Linked DNA regions of Homo sapiens: region 1 is linked to region 2. A link is a loop called in an ENCODE intact Hi-C map of the cell type or tissue named here. Cell type or tissue: OCI-LY7. All regions are shown on one strand. Links, peaks and the distances in the headings refer to the core of each region. The heading gives the core; the rest is flanking DNA.

The links. A loop is a pair of places that touch in the nucleus more often than their neighbours do. Peaks named below come from ENCODE experiments on the same cell type or tissue, not always from the same donor. Only the 100,000 strongest peaks of a DNase experiment are listed, where the experiment ranks them.
Region 1: a loop joins it to region 2, with 5 times the contacts of the local background. A loop is called at or near these places in 2 of 110 quality-filtered maps.

The regions. Positions count from the first base shown.
Region 1 is chr20:49,747,889-49,755,862 of GRCh38, reverse strand. No RefSeq gene overlaps it. Among named protein-coding and RNA genes, the nearest start is that of B4GALT5, 38 kb to the right of the region's middle. RefSeq lists an enhancer at 4,941-5,030. In OCI-LY7, for the core only: no CTCF peak of the experiment used is centred there; DNase peaks (open chromatin) are centred at 4,532 and 4,952; H3K4me3 peaks cover 1,577 bases; H3K27ac peaks cover 2,500 bases.
Region 2 is chr20:49,627,041-49,635,014 of GRCh38, reverse strand. It overlaps LOC124904926 (a long non-coding RNA gene), which reads left to right and starts at 2,819. Exons shown (of 2, transcript XR_007067638.1): 1 at 2,819-3,079; 2 at 3,699-5,231. It overlaps B4GALT5 (beta-1,4-galactosyltransferase 5), which reads left to right. Exons shown (of 9, transcript NM_004776.4): 9 at 1-2,070. RefSeq lists enhancers at 3,072-3,754, 3,805-4,124, 4,355-4,404, 7,723-7,792. In OCI-LY7, for the core only: no CTCF peak of the experiment used is centred there; DNase peaks (open chromatin) are centred at 3,293 and 4,224; H3K4me3 peaks cover 1,889 bases; H3K27ac peaks cover 2,289 bases.

The DNA of each region.
Region 1 (7,974 bases), core at 3,649-6,148, 120 kb before region 2:
AGCAAGATTCTGTCCCAAAGAAAAAAAAAAGTTCCCAAGTGTTCCACATACTTTGAAGTTTTACTATCTACTTTTTGAAATGGTGAAAGTTGGCCCCAGAGAAACAAAATTCAAGCACACACAAAAAAATCTGAATTAAATAGGTCTCCCTCCCATTCCCCTCTGCTACCTGTCCCCCTCCACAGAGGCATTCAGCATTACCAGTCTTGTATATCTCCTTCCAGGTTAACTTTAGAGGCATGGAAGCATATATTGTTGTATCTGTTGGGATGCTTTTGGCTGCAAATATAAAACAATACCCAACCCGCAAATGTATAATTTACCTATGAGGAGTCTGGATGTAGAACAGTTTCACAGTTGGTTCATTTAGGGAAGCAATGCTATCACTAAGGATTCAGATTCCTTCTCTCTTCCTGCTCTGGCATCCTTAGTACTATAACTTTGTGTCTTTTTTTTTTTTTTTTTTTTGAGATGGAGTCTTGCTGTGCTGCCCAGGCTGGAGTGCAGTGGCACGATCTCGGCTCACTGCAAGCTCCGCCTCCCGGGTTCACGTCATTCTCCTGCCTCAGCCTCCCGAGTAGCTGGGACTACAGGCACCCGCCACCACGCCCAGATAATTTTTTTGTATTTTTAGTAGAGACAGGGTTTCACCATGTTAGCCAGGATGGTCTCGATCTCCTGACCTCGTGATCTGCCCGCCTCGGCCTCCCAAAGTGCTGGGATTACAGGCGTGAGCCACTGTGCCCAGTCACTTTTGTGCCTGTTTTTTTATTTTTATTTTTTAATTTGAGACAGGGCTTCTCTGTTGCCCAGGATGGAGTGCAGTGGTGCAATCATGGCTCACTGTAGTCTTGACCTCCTGGGCTCAAGTGATCCTCCCACCTCAGCCTCCCTAATAGCTGGGACTACAGGAACACACCACCACCACTCCAGGCTAGCTAAAACAATTTTTTTTTTTTTGAAGAGATAGGGTTTCACTATGTTGCCCAGACTAGTCTGGAACTCCTAGGCTCAATCAATCTTCCTGCCTTGGCCTCCCAAAGTGCTGAAATTACAGGTATGAGCCACCGTGCCAGACTTTTGTGTCTTGATACTGGGTGAGTCAGTAGCATGGGCAGAAGGAGTATCCTGGAAGCCATTTCTCTGCCAGGACAACAAGCAATACTTTCCTTATTCACCGAAAAGATCGTGAGCTACAAGACTACATCCCGCTAAAGCTGCGTGCAGTGGTGCACACCTGTAGTCCCAGCTACTCAGGAGCCTGAGGTGGGAGGATCACTCGAGCCCAGGAGCCCAAGTCTAGCCTGGGCAACACAGTGAGACCCCCACCTCTATTAAAAAACAAAAAAAAGATTACATCCACTAAACCCAAATTTAATGGATTCCCTAACTCATCTTCCCCTTAGCTGATCCCTGCCCATAGCTCCCCAAATGCCACCCGATGCACATTCCCAGGCAGGCAACGTTGGGGAGCTGGAGAGACCTTGTCTAACCAGTTGCAGCTAAAATACTTACCTTTGCAGATGTTGCAGAAACACATGACTGTGTGAACATATTGCTAGATTTGGAAGGGGCTGTGCAATTGAAGAGCCCTGATCTCAGCTTTGCTTCATTCACTTAATGGTGGATCTATCTCTAGATTTTCAGAAAAGCTGGACAGGACTATGTGATGAATCAGATGTAAAAAGTGAGTGAAAGGCCAGGCGTGGTGGCTCATGCCTGTAATCCTAGCACTTTGGTAGGCCAAGGCAAGTGGATGACTTCAGGTGAGGAGTTCGAGACCAGCCTGGCCAACATGGCGAAACCCTGTCTCTACTAAAAATACCAAAAAAAAAAAAAACCAAAAAAAAAAAACCTGGGCATGGTGGCACACACTTGTAATCAGCTACTCCAGTGGCTGGTGCGCAAGAATCTCCTTGAACCCAGGAGGTGGAGGTTTCAGTGAGCTGAGGTGGCGCCACTGCACCCCAGCACCCCCCAAAAAAAGTGAGTGAAAGAGAGAAAAATCCAGAATTATTTCAGTGTATTTTTGGCTTGAGTAACCAGGTATTTAGTAAGGGAGAAACAGGTTTGGAGGGTGAGGAATCATAAAGTTTAATTTTATTAGACAGGCGTGGTGGTGTGCACCTGCAGTCCCAGGAGGCTGAGGTGGGAGGATTGCTTGAGCCTGGGAAGTTGATGCTGCAGTAAGCCAAGATTGCACCACTGCACTCCAGGGCAGCGGAGTGAGGCTCTGTCTCAAAATAATAATAATAACAATAAAAGTTTAATCTTAACCATGTTAAATTTGAGATTCTTACTAGACATTAATGAGCAGTTGGACACAGAAATTAGGCATTTATTATCTCCACAGTTCTTAATAAGTAAATCTTGCATCTGTAGGTTTTTTTGTACTTAGTCAAAGCATCCCAATAGTTACAATATTTGCATATATGTGTGTACTATATTATACACACACATATATACTTCTATTCATCCATCTATCTCTCTACAATTTACCCGGAAGATGATGCATGAAACTAGTCATAGTGCCTGCCTCTGGGGAGGGGGGACTGTTGGCTACAGGATGGAGGTGGGAGGGAGGCGGGAAGCATACTTTTACTCTGCTTGAATAAAGAACTGGAGACTAAGAGGAAACTTACTTAAGGTCACAGAGCTGGTGGGTAGCAGGGCTGCCATTTGGGCTGAGGTTGGCCTGGTCCCAAGTCCAAGCTCTTTCTGTTCTGACAGGTTCTCTCTCCTAAATGTATACCTCCAGGATCAATGCTGTCTTTCTTGCTGCCTCTCCCTGGTCTGGCTCCTCTGTGTGTCTCACTGCGGCATCTCCTGTGGCTGAGCATTAATAACTGGCTAAAAGGATTCCTGCCTGTGGCCAGGAAAGGCTGGGTGCACTCTTCTTCCCCTCCATTCTGGAAATCATCTATGTAGCCTGTGGCTACAGCTGCAAGTGAAAATAGTGCTGGAAGGTTCCCAGAAAACACACCTGCCCCAAATGGACCAATTTCTCCTGCCTTCCTTTACTTAAAGATTAGAGATGTTCAGAATTCTGGTCACAGGCCTGGGTTATAACTGCTGCTCTTTCACTGCTAATGGTGCTGTGTGTCCTTGGGAAAGTTACTTACCTTCTCTGTGCCTCGATTTCCTCATCTACAAAATGATATTAATAGCAGTAGCTATCTCACAGGACTGTGGTAAGGGTCAGTGAGCCAGCAGGTGTAAACTGCGTGGCTCTCTGCCTCTCTGGCACACCATCAGTCAACAGGCATTGCTCCCACCCCACACATGCCCTTCCCCCACAGTGCCTTAGCACATGGAGTTCCTTCTACCTGGAATGCCTTTCCCTTCCCCTCTTATTAGTCTAACCGTCTAATTAATGACCACTCACCCTTCAGAGCCTCCAACATTTTACTGTAACATTCACAAAGACAGGACTGCTTGTGTCCCAACACCCAGCACACATGGTATTTGGCATATAGTTGGCATTCATTAATTGTTTATCCATTGAGTGAGTGAATGACTAAGTGAATTAATAAGGTGAAAGATCAGTTAATGCTCACTCATTCAATATATGTTCTGTAAATGAGGATAATAAATACCCATCTGACTGTATCATTAGGCTTAAAAATGCTGCGCATTTAGGTCAGGCACAGTGGCTAACGCCTGTAATCCCAGCACTTCGGGAGGCTGAGACGGGTGGATCACTTTGAGGCCAGAAGTTTGAGACCAGCCTGACCAACATGGTGAAACCCCCGTCTCCACTAAAAATACAAAAAATTAGCTGGGCGTGGTGGCACACGCTTGTAATCCCAGCTGCTCCGGAGGCTGAGACATGAAAATCACTTGAACCCAGGAGACAGAGTTTGCAATAAGCCAAGATGGTGCCACTGCACTCCAGCCTGGGGGACAGAGTGAGGCTCTGTCTCAAAAACAAAGAAACAAAAAAGCAAAAATGCTGTTCATTTAAGTGTCTAGAGTGATACCTGGTCAGCAGCACTGAATAACATTTATTATTAGTGCTATTTTATATTATTATCATTTTAAAAATTTTTTGTCGTTTTTGTGGAGACAAGGGGTGTGGGGAAGGGGTTGCCAGGTTGCCCAGGCTGGTCTCAAACTCCTGGGCTCAAGTGATCCTCCTGCCTCTGTCTCCCTGAGTGCTGGGATTACAGCTGTCAGGCACCACACCCAGCTATGATCATTATTATTATTTCGCACAGGTGTTCTTGCATCTTACTGGTGGGCTTAGGCGTTCTTGGCCCTGCTCTCATGGACAGGCCCCTTCAGAGCTTCACCTTGGCAGCTGGATGCACTTCTCTGTCCAAGCAGCCTCAGCCTCCAGATGCAGGAATGTTCCTGTCTTGGGGAAACAAATTCTTAGCTTCAGGCCTGACTTCTGCCTGGCCTTGGCTTCAGTTTCTTTGTAGATAACTTCATTCAGCTGCAGAGCATCATGGACATATCGTGTGGTTTCTGCCCAGTTTGTGGTGACCCATCTCTCTTTGAAACAGGTGCAACTACCCCATGAAACCACGCGTACAAGCTACTCAACCCTGCCCTCCAGCCAGAATTGACTGCACAAAGACGGGCACCTGACTGGTTGAGGTGATCAGATTCTCTGTCTTGAGAATGTGGTGAGTCTTGTGGGCTGTTGCTTAAAGGAAGGGGTTGTGCTGTCAGGTGCTATGGGGCAGTCGGGTTTGCTCATGGGCTCAGGGAAGAAGACAGGGAGAGGGAAAAGAGAGAAGCAGAGATGAGGAAACCTGTGGGCAGAGTCATAGAGAGACCAGGATTTGGCTGCCACAATTCCTGGTGGCCTTTCAGGTGCTCATTTAAGAAATGTGTGAGGCCACTGCACTTCCTGCCCTTGTGTTTCATGTGATAACAGCGGTTCTCACAAAAAGTACAGCCAGGTGGCATAATAGACACCTGTTGTCTTTGCCTTTCTGGCCTTGATGCCCCTTCTGGAAACAGCACCTGCATTCTCCCGGGAGCTACGGGTCTCCTCCTTTCTGTCCGTGGGGGCCAGCTCTGCCTAGCTCTAGGCTGGCCCAGTCACAGCGATTGGTTTAGAAATGGGCATGTGACCAGGCTAGACCCAGTGAGACTTCCTTCTGGGACTTTCTGTTCTCATCCGTGAAAAGACAGAATTGCCTGGCTCTGCGGTTGCTGAGAGGCCATCTTGACCCAGGAGTGGGGACACAGCAAAAGCTGGAGTGCAGCACTGGAAACGGAGGGAGAGTCCCTGGAGCCACATGTTGGCCCTTGGGTCCAGCTGTGCTGGAAGCTGGCACTTGTCCTGATGTTTTCAATTAAGTGACCAAAAATAAAAGTTGATTCTCCTCATGCTTCAACCAAATTTAGTTGGGTTTCTGCAACAGCAGAAACACTCCTGACTGATACTTCTTATGGTGAATTTCCCCTTTTTTTTCTTTCTTTTTTCCTCTTTTTTTTTTTTTTTTTTTTTTTTTTTGAGACAGGGTCTCATTCTGTTACCCAGGCTGGAGAACAGAGAACAGTGGCACAATCATGGCTCACTGAAGCCTCAAACTCCCTGGGCTCAGGTGATCCTCCCACCTCAGCCTCCCAGTAGCTAGGACTACAGGCACTCACCACCACACCCAGCTAATTTTTTGTATTTTTGTAGAGACAGGGTTTCGCCATGTTGCCCAGACTGGTCTCAAACTCCTGGGCTCAAGCAACCTGCACGCCTTGGCCTCCCAAAGTGCTAGGATCACAGGCTGAACCACCGAGCCCAGCCTCCCCCTTTTATTATAGTTGGAGCCAGTTTTAGTGGGTTATTTTCCACCAGATCCATAGATCTTGGACTGGGATATTGAGCCTCCATTCTAATGCCCACACTTCTGTTTCATTCCCAGTGATTTTGTAGGTTCCCAGATTTTGGCCTTAGTTCCTTTTCCTTTTGCTTTTGAGAAACTGCCTGGGATAAAAGAAGTGGGAACTTCCATTCATCAAGCGATTACAATTTCAATAATTGTAACTTCCATGAGGAAGTCATTCTAATCAGCCCCATCTTGGGATATGGTGGTTTAGAGTCAGAAGTGAGATGAGGACCAATGAAGGCAGGATTTTACAAATGAGGAAATGGAGGCTCAAACTGGTGAAGTGACCTGCCAAAGATTACCCAGCCAGTAAATACTGAGCTGGGATTTGAACTCTGCTCTACAGGACTTCAAAGCCTGGCTTTTAGCCACTATCTGTCCTGCCCAGGAACAAGAGCAATCCAATGCACAACCACCTGCCTAAGTAACATGCATTGGAGGCCCCAGGTTTATGCTTTTCCCCCTGCAAATTCCAGGTCTAGGTGTTTAAGAAACAAGCAGACAAGAATAGCTGAGGATGTGTTTCACAGCCCTGAGCATGCAAAACTAGGGCCGGGCGCAGTGGCTCACGCCTGTAATCCCAGCACTTTGGGAGGCCGAGGCAGGTGGATCACGAGGTCAGGAGATTGAGACCATCCTAGCTAACATGGTGAAACCCCATCTCTACTAAAAACACACACAAAAAAATTAGCTGGGTGTGGTGGCGGGCACCTGTAGTCCCAGCTACTCGGGAGGCTGAGGCAGGAGAATGGCGTGAACCCGGGAGGTGGAGCTTGCAGTGAGCTGAGATGGCGCCACTGCACTCCAGCCTGGGCGACAGAGGGAGACTCCGTCTCAAAAAAAAAAAAAAAAAAAAAAAAAAGAAGAAAAAAAAGAAAGAAAGAAAAACTAGAGACAATCTACATGTCTCCGAATGGAACATTAGATAAAATATGATGGCTGGAGGCCAGGCGCAGTGGCTCACACCTGTAATCCCAACCCTCTGGGAGGCTGAGGTGAGCAGATCACTTGAGACCAGGAGTTCGAGACCCGCCTGGCTAACATAGCGAGACCCTGTCTCTATTAAAAATATAAAAATTAGCCGGGCATGGCGGTGCACACCTGTAATCCCAGCTACTGGGGAGGCTGAGGCAGAAGAATCACTTGAACCCAGGAAGCAGAGGTTGCAGTGAACCAAGAATGTGCCACTGCACTCCAGCCTAGGCAACAGAGCGAGACTCTATCTCAAATAAACAAATAAATAAAAACAAGTAAATAAATACAAATTTAAAAAAAAAAAGAATATTTTGTGACACATGAAAATTATGTAAAATTCAAGTTTCAGTACCCAGAAATAAAGTTTTATTGGCACGTGGGCATAGTCATTTGGTTTTTTGTTGTTGTTGTTTTTGTGTGCTGTACAACAGCAGAGTTGAATAGTTGTGGCAGAGACTGTACTGCCGACAAAGCCTAAAATCTATATTATATGGCTATTTACCTAAAAGGTTTGTCAAGCCCCTGGCTTATTTGATTCTTATAACATTTTTATCCCCTTTCTACGAGTCCTATTTTTATCTACTATCACATATTTATTCCCTTTCTACCAATGAGAAGACTGAGAGAGAGAGGTCTCAGAGAGGTTATGCCATGCCCAGGGTCACACAGCAGAAAAAAGCTAGGATAAGAGCCTAGGAGCCCGGCTTCTGAGTTCAGGGCTTAACCCCAGGTTAGAGCCCTCCTAGCTCACAGCCTCTGTGCCTGGGACTCGCCCTGGGAATTCCCTGGCCTTCAACTCGCAGCCCTGTGCTGGTGGAGGCCCATCCAGGGTGAGGAACTGCAATGTCTCCTCAGATAGCCTCACAGGGCACCTTGCCAGGCCCTTTTTTCCTCTGGAGCCTGTCCTGGCTCACACAGGCCGCTCTGTGAGGCTGTGGGCAGGAGGCCTCTCTGGCCAGCAGTGTTCGGTTACTGCAGTGACATTCAATTGTTCCTAAGAGAGGAGGCCTGTTTTTGGCAGCTCCTAGACCTGGATTCCAGGAAGCTCTGCCTGACTCCCTTTCTGTTTGTTTCCCATCAGCGAATCTGCCTGTATCACTTTCCACCAGGTTACGTAAGTCAGCCTGTCGCTCTCACTCTGTCTGTCTTGCTGTTATCT
Region 2 (7,974 bases), core at 3,278-5,777:
CTTGTGTGCTGTGGGGCAGCTGGGATCCAGGTAAGACCGGATTGAAGCTTTGAAATTAGACTAACAAAGCTCCAGACAGCAAGAGCCCAGGTGCACTGCTCACACCCCCACCTGCATTTTGAAGTCATATTATTTTTTGTTTTGTTTTTTAAGACGGTCTGGCTCTGTCGCCTAAGCTGGAGTGTGGTGGCACGATCACAGCTCACTGCAGCCTCCATCTCCTAGGCTCAAGCCATTTTCCCACCTCAGCCTCCCGAGTAGCTGGGACTACAGGTGCACACCACCACACCTGGCTAATTTTTTGTATTTTTAGTAGAGACAGGGGTTTCTTCCATGTTGCCCAGGCTGGTCTCGAACTCCTGGACTCAAGCAATCCGCCCACCTTGACTTCCCAAAGTGCTGGGATTATGGGCGGGTGTGAGCCATTGCGCCCAGCCTTGAAGTCATGTTCTAAATTGTATTTGAATTTGTGCCTCTTTGTTTTTCCCCAAACCAAAGCCCTCAAATTGTAGTCTCTGTCGGCTTCTGCAGAATTCTGGAAAATGCCAGTTTTCCTCCCCCGCCCTTGTTTTCCATAAAACATATTTATATATTGTGATGAGGAGTACTTTCTGAAGAGTACTTCGTATTTTTTTTTAATTGCCTTGTTTGCCTTCAACTTCCTTGATTTTCATAGTTTACATGGGTGTGTGTAGGGGTGTGTGTGTGTATGTGTGTGGGTTAGGGCTTTTTTCGTTGCATGTGATGGTTCTGTGGACATATGATCCCCACAAACTGTGGGAGTGATTGGCCAGGCCTTGTTTTGTTTGTTTGTTTGTTTGTGTTTTTGTTCTTTTGAAGAATAGAGTGGTATTTAGAAAATAAATTGCATTGCAAAGCTCTTATCGGCTCATATGAGAGAGCAGGTTCCTGCCCTTGAAAATGCCGGTAAGCTATAGCATATGTTTTTTAAGACTTAAGCATTTCATGCTTTAAAATACCTTCACAAGTGAACATTACACACAGAAGTTCATTTGGTTTTCCTTTGTTTTATGGTGCATATAGCAATAAAGACCCCCCTCCACCCTGCAACCCCCATCCCCCACCGGGCCTTTGTCCCTGCCTTGGCTTTTCTCCCCTTCTCATTCTCCTCTCCCCTTTCCTCACTGAAGGCTGTGAGTTGCTTTCAATGTGACAACACTATGATGTCATTTGGAAGGATTTGCCAGGACAGACTGATTCTGAGTCCTGGGTGCCGTATGTGTATGCGGCAGTGTTGTCAGGCGATCTTGTTTGAAGCTCTATGTTGCCATAATTACCATCAAGTACACACTGTTGGCAAAAGGCTAACACCTGACTTTAGAAAATGCTGATTTGAGAACAAAAGGAAAGGTCTTTTTTCACTGCTTAAAGTGGGGTCACTTTGATACCTTTGCGGTCATGTCTGTGTCTGATGAGTGTAGAATCTCTGGATGTGCACTGTCAGTCATGTGTCCACCAGGCCTCGAATATCATATGGGAAATGTCATAGTTAAAAACGTACAGCCAGGCCCGTGTGCTGTTAATAGTGTGAAATTGTCATGTTAAAAAAAAAAACAGGAACCAAATGTGACCTTGTGCATATATTGGTAGCTGAAAATCTTCAAGGCTACTGATGGGTGGCCCCTTAATCTTGTCTTTGATTGCTGTGTGCAGGGAAAGGTGTCCCCGTTTGTTCATGCTGTTTTGGGGGGTGGGGGGGTATTTGCAAGAATACTCATTTTGACATAATAGGTCCTCTTGTCAGAGATCCTCTACCACAGACATTAATAGCTGAGCAGGAGCCACATGGATTGATTGTATCCACTCACCATTGACGATGGCATTGAGCGTAGCTAGCTTATTTCCATCACTACGTGTTTTTGAGCTTGCTCTTACGTTTTAAGAGGTGCCAGGGGTACATTTTTGCACTGAAATCTAAAGATGTTTTAAAAAACACTTTTCACAAAAATAGTCCTTTGTCATTACATTATTTACTCATGTGTTTGTACATTTTTGTATGTTAATTTATGAATGATTTTTTCAGTAAAAAATACATATTCAAGAACCAAACCTTGGTGGTCATTTCTCTTTGTGTAGGACAGTTTGGGTCCTTGGGGGTCTTTCCTTTTTCCTTTCCTTTCCTACAGGAGTTCAACTTAAGGCAGCTCAGCTGAGCTCTGGGTCTTGCTGGGGTAAATACTGCCTGACCCGTGCTGCAGGTGAACGGGCTGAGTAAAAAGCTACGCAGTGTAACAGAAGCAGTCCTCCACTGTGCTGCCCAGGCATGCCCACGCTTGGGTTTTCTTTCAAGAATCACCCAGGTGGTACCAAGAAAGTTGCATAAGACACTTGAGTGAGGGGACTTGGGGGTGAAGGGGGTGGTGAGGGTTGATGGAGTTTGATTCCAGAAGGTTCTCTGGGATCAGTGTAGGGTTTATATGCCAGATTCTGCTCAGAGATTGTCATCATGGCTTCTATGTGTTGAATGTTTGCCACTCACAGTATTAATAGTGTCAGATGCCGGGGACATAATAATAGAGAAAATAAGACAGGATCAGTGGACTCATTAAACTTACGGTCCACTGGGGGGTATGATTAAAATTGTATCCTCAATACCTGGTCCAAAAGGGGAAGCTGCAGGTGACGAGTGCATGGTAGGGTGGGCATTCCAGTTGGGAATGTAGGGAAGGTGGAAGCAAGTGAGCTAGGGGGAGACAAGGAGCGTGTGGCACACAGCTGCAGGGCAGGGAGGAAGCCAGCGTGGCTGGAGTAGAGGGGGCAGGGGGGCGCACAGGGGGAGGAGTTTGCATTTCATCCTTAGAGCAGTGGATTCAAGAGTTTTCAGCAGGCAGGGCTGCGTGATGCGATTCGGATTCCATAGCAACTTTGAGAGATGGCTCTGGTTGCAGGGAGAACGAGCGATGGTACAGAAGCAGAAGAGAAGCAGGGGCGAGTGAGATGGGTGCAGGGACGACGGAGGAGGGGAGACTGGGAGATACTGAGGTCGTGCTCCCAGGACCTGCCAGGGGTGATGGGGATGGAGGACTCCACCTAAGCTGCTGGCTTCCCACTTGCACAGGTAACAGGGCCATTCCCTGAGATGGGGGCACTAGAGTCAGACCAGATTGGCGGGATAGATACGAGATCAGTTGTGACTGCTGAGTTCAGGGAGTTTTGAGACAACCTGGCAGAGACAGCAGGGTGGGGGCTACAGGCAGACTGGGGAGTCTTTGGGTGGAGGAGGTTAGTAAGGACCCAGCAGCGGGTGAGATTGCTGGGGGATTGAGAACAGGAAGCATGGAGTAAGAGAAGGCAGCAGCCTTGGCCCAGCCTCTGAGAACCTGGTTGAGAAAAGGAGGATGAGTGAGCAGGAGGAGGGGTGGGAGGACAAGCAGGCCAAGAGGGAGAGTGGTCAGCCGTGCTGAAGGCAGCAGAGAAGCGATACAAGAGGAAGAGGGAGAAGCAGTGAGTTGGCAGTGGCCAGGTGTTGGAAATGTGGCAGGAGCCGTTTTGCTGACCTGATGGGGTGGAAGGAGGAGATAGCAGCAGAGTGGGTGTCTCTTGGATTTCCTGGGAAGGGGTGGAAAGAGGAGGTCAGGGCCACAGGAAGCGCGGGAAGCTGGGGGTGGGAGGTGAGGTGGGGTTGGGTTTTGGTTTTCCCACAAGAGAAGCTTGAGTGTGTTTCTTCTGAACCACAGGGAATGTCTGAGAGAGCACAGCTGAATACGTACAAGAGACCAGGTGATCTGGTGGGAATGTCCCTGAACTACTGGCAGGAGATGAGATTCAAACCAGAAAAACCAAACAGAAGGAACGAGGAGCTCTGTATAGGCCATCCCATTGGCAGACACACACCCCGTGAAGACTGTTGTTGCTGTGGAGGTCAGAGATCCCTTCCAGCCAGCTGCTGGAATTGGGATTCAGCAGAACTGATTCCTGGCACTACCACGTCCTCCATACTCTCAACATTTTTTTTTTTTAGTTTTCAGGGAAGTCCAGTAATAAAAATAGTTCCTATTTATTGAGTACTTGCTATGTGCCAGGGCCTATGCTAAGTGCATTGCACACCGTGAGTCCTCAACCCTTGAGAGGCGGGCACTGCCCCTTGTTCTGGAGCACGGCTTCTCCACATTGCTCTTGACAAATGGGGGAGCTGTCCTGCTCATTGTCGGGTGTTCAGCAGCACCCCTGGCCTCCTCCCTCTAGGTACAAACCCAAATGGAACAGCTACTCTAGACAAACTGAAGCCACAGCTTGCCTGAGGTCACAAAGCTAGCAGCTGAGCCGGCTGGGGACATTTTTGCCCCAGGGAAGACGCTCTTAACCCCTAGGCTGCTTCTGCTGACCCAACTCTTTTGCATATGTGCTCTAAATAGCTTTTGTTCACAGAGTTGAAAAGTCTATTCTAAAAGTAACGTGAATATGTGCTTGCTGGAAAATAAGTGTTAAACCACTCCTTTAATATTAGCAGTTTGACTGATGTCTACATTTTTTAGTTTTTTTGAGACGGAGTCTCTGTCACCCAGGCTGGAGTACAGTGGCACGATTGTAGCTCACCACAGCCTCAACCTCCTGGGCTCAAGTGATCCTCCCGCCTCAGCCTCCTAAGTAGCTGGGACTACAAGCCCACACCACCACGCTCAGCTAATTTTTATAATTTTTGTATTTCTTGTAGAGATGGGGTTTCACCATGTTGTCCAGATTGGTCTCGAACTCCTGGGCTCCAGCCGTCCTTTTGCCTTGGCCTCCCAAAGTGCTGGGATTCCAGGTGTGAGCCACCATGTCCAGCCATTGGCTGATGTCCAGATCTATACCTGTATACCTATATGCATGCTTAGGAAAACAAAGGCATAGTTTAAAAACCATAAGTTGTCCTGTAATTACTTTTGTTTTGTTTTGTTTTTTCTTAATGTTTCTGGAGACCTCTTTTCCGTGAATGAAGAGCTCCCTCAAATAAAGCCCAGATGTTACCTCCTTGGAGAAGATTTGATGAGCACCCAGTCTGAAATGCCACCTCCCTGTCCCTGTCCCCCCTTACCCTGTTTTATTGATTCACAATATTCTCACTCTGAATCGTACTATATTTTTATTGTTCTTTGTTCATTGGCTGTCAACCCCACTAAAATATAATCCCCATGAAGGCAGAGACTGTTTTGTTTTCTGCTCTATCCCCAGAGCTAAGAACTGGTCTTAGCACATAGTAGTTGCTCAATAAATATTTGTTGCATGAATGACTGAACCTATCTTATTATTTGAATTGTGACACATGGTAATCTCTTGTGTGGATGTATGTAATTTAGCCATTCCCCTCCTAATGGACATGGAGGTAGTTTCCAGTTTTCCACTATCACATTATATGCACCACAGTGAACACAGATGCACATCAATCCATGTGCACATATATGTGTAGGCCAACTTGAGAGAGTCAAGAAATGAAATTGTTGGAGCAAGGGATACACACCCACACCCACACACACACACACACACATATATATGCACACATGCACACACAAATACATACATATATTTATTTGTTTATGATATAAGGTCTCACTCCGTCACCCCAGGCTGGAGTGCAGTGGTGCGATCATGGGTCACTGCAGCCTCAACCTCCCGGGCTCAAGCTATCTTCCCAACTCAGCTTCCTGAGTAGCTGAGACCACAGGCACACACACCACACCTGGCTAATTAGTGTATTTTTTGTAGAGACAGGGTCTTACTATGTTACCCACACTGGTCTCAAATTCCTGGGATCAAGTGATCCACCCGCCTTGTCCTCCCAAAGTGTTGGGATTACAGGCGTCAGCCATCACGCCCCACCTGCACATTTTAAATGTTGAAGGAGCCTACCAAGTTGTCCTACAAAAAGGCAGTATGAATTAATCCTTCTACCATCAGTGAATGATCATGCTATTTATATCTTTAACCCCTGGAATTAAAGGGGATTTTGTGTATGATATGGTCAGGAGGGGCGGTCTATAATTTATTTTTTCCAAATGGATTGCTAATTGTCTCAACAGTATTTATTGAACAATCAATAATTTCCCCATGTCTTACACATTAAATTCTGTAGCAAGATTCTTCCATTTCATTGAGCTATTTGTCTTATTATGCCTTACAGTTTTAATTATGATAGCCCTGTAGTATGTTTTTATAAGACAAGTTTATCTCTACTTTCTATATCCTACCCCAAATTTTGTAAACATTTATAGAAGTGTAATATACATACAGAAAAGTCCATAAATCCAAAGCAAACAGCTCTTTTGTCAGGGTGAACATACTTACACAACCCCATTCTCATCAAAATTTTCAGCCAGGCATAGGCAGGAGGGTCACTTGAGGCCAGGAGTTCAAGACCAGCCTGGGCAACATAGTGAAACCCTGTCTCTACAAAAATTTAAGAAAAAATTAGCCAGGTGCAGTGGTGTGTGCCTGTAGTCCCAGCTACCGACGAGGCTGAGGCTGGAGGATCACTTGAGCCCAGGAGAGTGAGGCTACAGTGAGCCATGATTGCACCATTGCACTCCAGCCTGGGTGACACAGAATGAGACTCTGACTCAAAAAAATTGTTTTTCTTGGCTATGTTTATGTATTTTCTCAATCCGGTGAGATTTATTTTGTCAAGTTATATTTAAAAATCTATTTAAGGGCCAGGCATGGTGGCTCATGCCTGTAATCCCAGTACTTTGGAGGCCAAGGCAGGAGGATCACTTGAAGCCAGGAGTTTGAGACCAGCCTGGGCAACAAAGAGACCCTGTCTCTATATTTTAAAAAATTGCTTTTTAAAATCTAGGATCATGACTGACATTGCACTAAATTAATGATCTGGGAAGACAGCATCTTTAGCATCTTTACAGTATTAAGCTTTACCTCTAGACTTACCAAATTCTTTTGCTGAGGTCAGGCGCTGTGGCTCACGCCTGTAATCCCAGCACTTTGGGCGGATCACCTGAGGTCAGGAGTTTGAGACCAGCCTGGCCAACATGGAGAAACCCCGTCTCTACTAAAAATACACAAAAAAATAGCCAGGCATGGCGGCAGGCGCCTGCAATCCCAGCTACTTGGGAGGCTGAGGCAGGAGAATCACTTGAACCCGGGAGGTGGAGGTTGCAGTGAGCTGAGATAGTGCCATTGCACTCCAGCCTGGGCAACGAGAGCGAGACTCTGTCTAAAAAAAAAAAAATGCTAGTTTCCTCCTAACCTGGTACCCTCGATGCCACAGTACCTTGCAGGTGGGCTGTTCTTAATAAATACAGTCACTGAGTAACAATTCAGATTTACCATCACATGCAAACTAGCTGTAAGGGCAAACGGTTAAGGAGGATTTATGCCGCTTGTGAAATGCAACCTGCTAGATGCTGGCAGAAAACTTTCCAGGCAGGCTACATGCCATGAGACTCCTTGAGGAAGCACAGCCCTGAGTACTTTTCTCACTGCTCCAAGACACACCTTTTCTCTGCCACCACGCCCGCCCCACACAGCACCCTGCTACGACTAGATGTGGGACTGACAAATGCCACTGTTTGACTTATTTCTAGGACAATGGTGGGTGGCAGTCATGTAGGAGAGAGGTCTCTGCTGTGTAGGGAGGCTCGGAGGTAAGGAATAGGTGGGAGTAGGGTATACATCTTCCACTGTGAATTCTAGGAAGAGCAGGGCCCAGGAGAGATGATCTGCTGGTTGCACTTCTACAGCCAACAACTCCATGGCCTGGGGAAGTCACTTCACTTCCCTGCAACTTCATTTCCTTGCAGTCAGATGGAGAGACAGCACTTTGGGAGGCTGAAGCAGGTGGATCATTTGAGGTCAGGAGTTCGAGACCAGCCTGACCAACATGGGGAAACCCCTTCTCTACTAAAAATACAAACATTAGCTGTACGTGGTGGCACATGCCTGTAATCTCAGCTCACTCAGGAGGCTGAGGCAGGAGAATCGCTTGAACCCTTGAGGCAGAGGTTGCAGTGAGCCGAGATC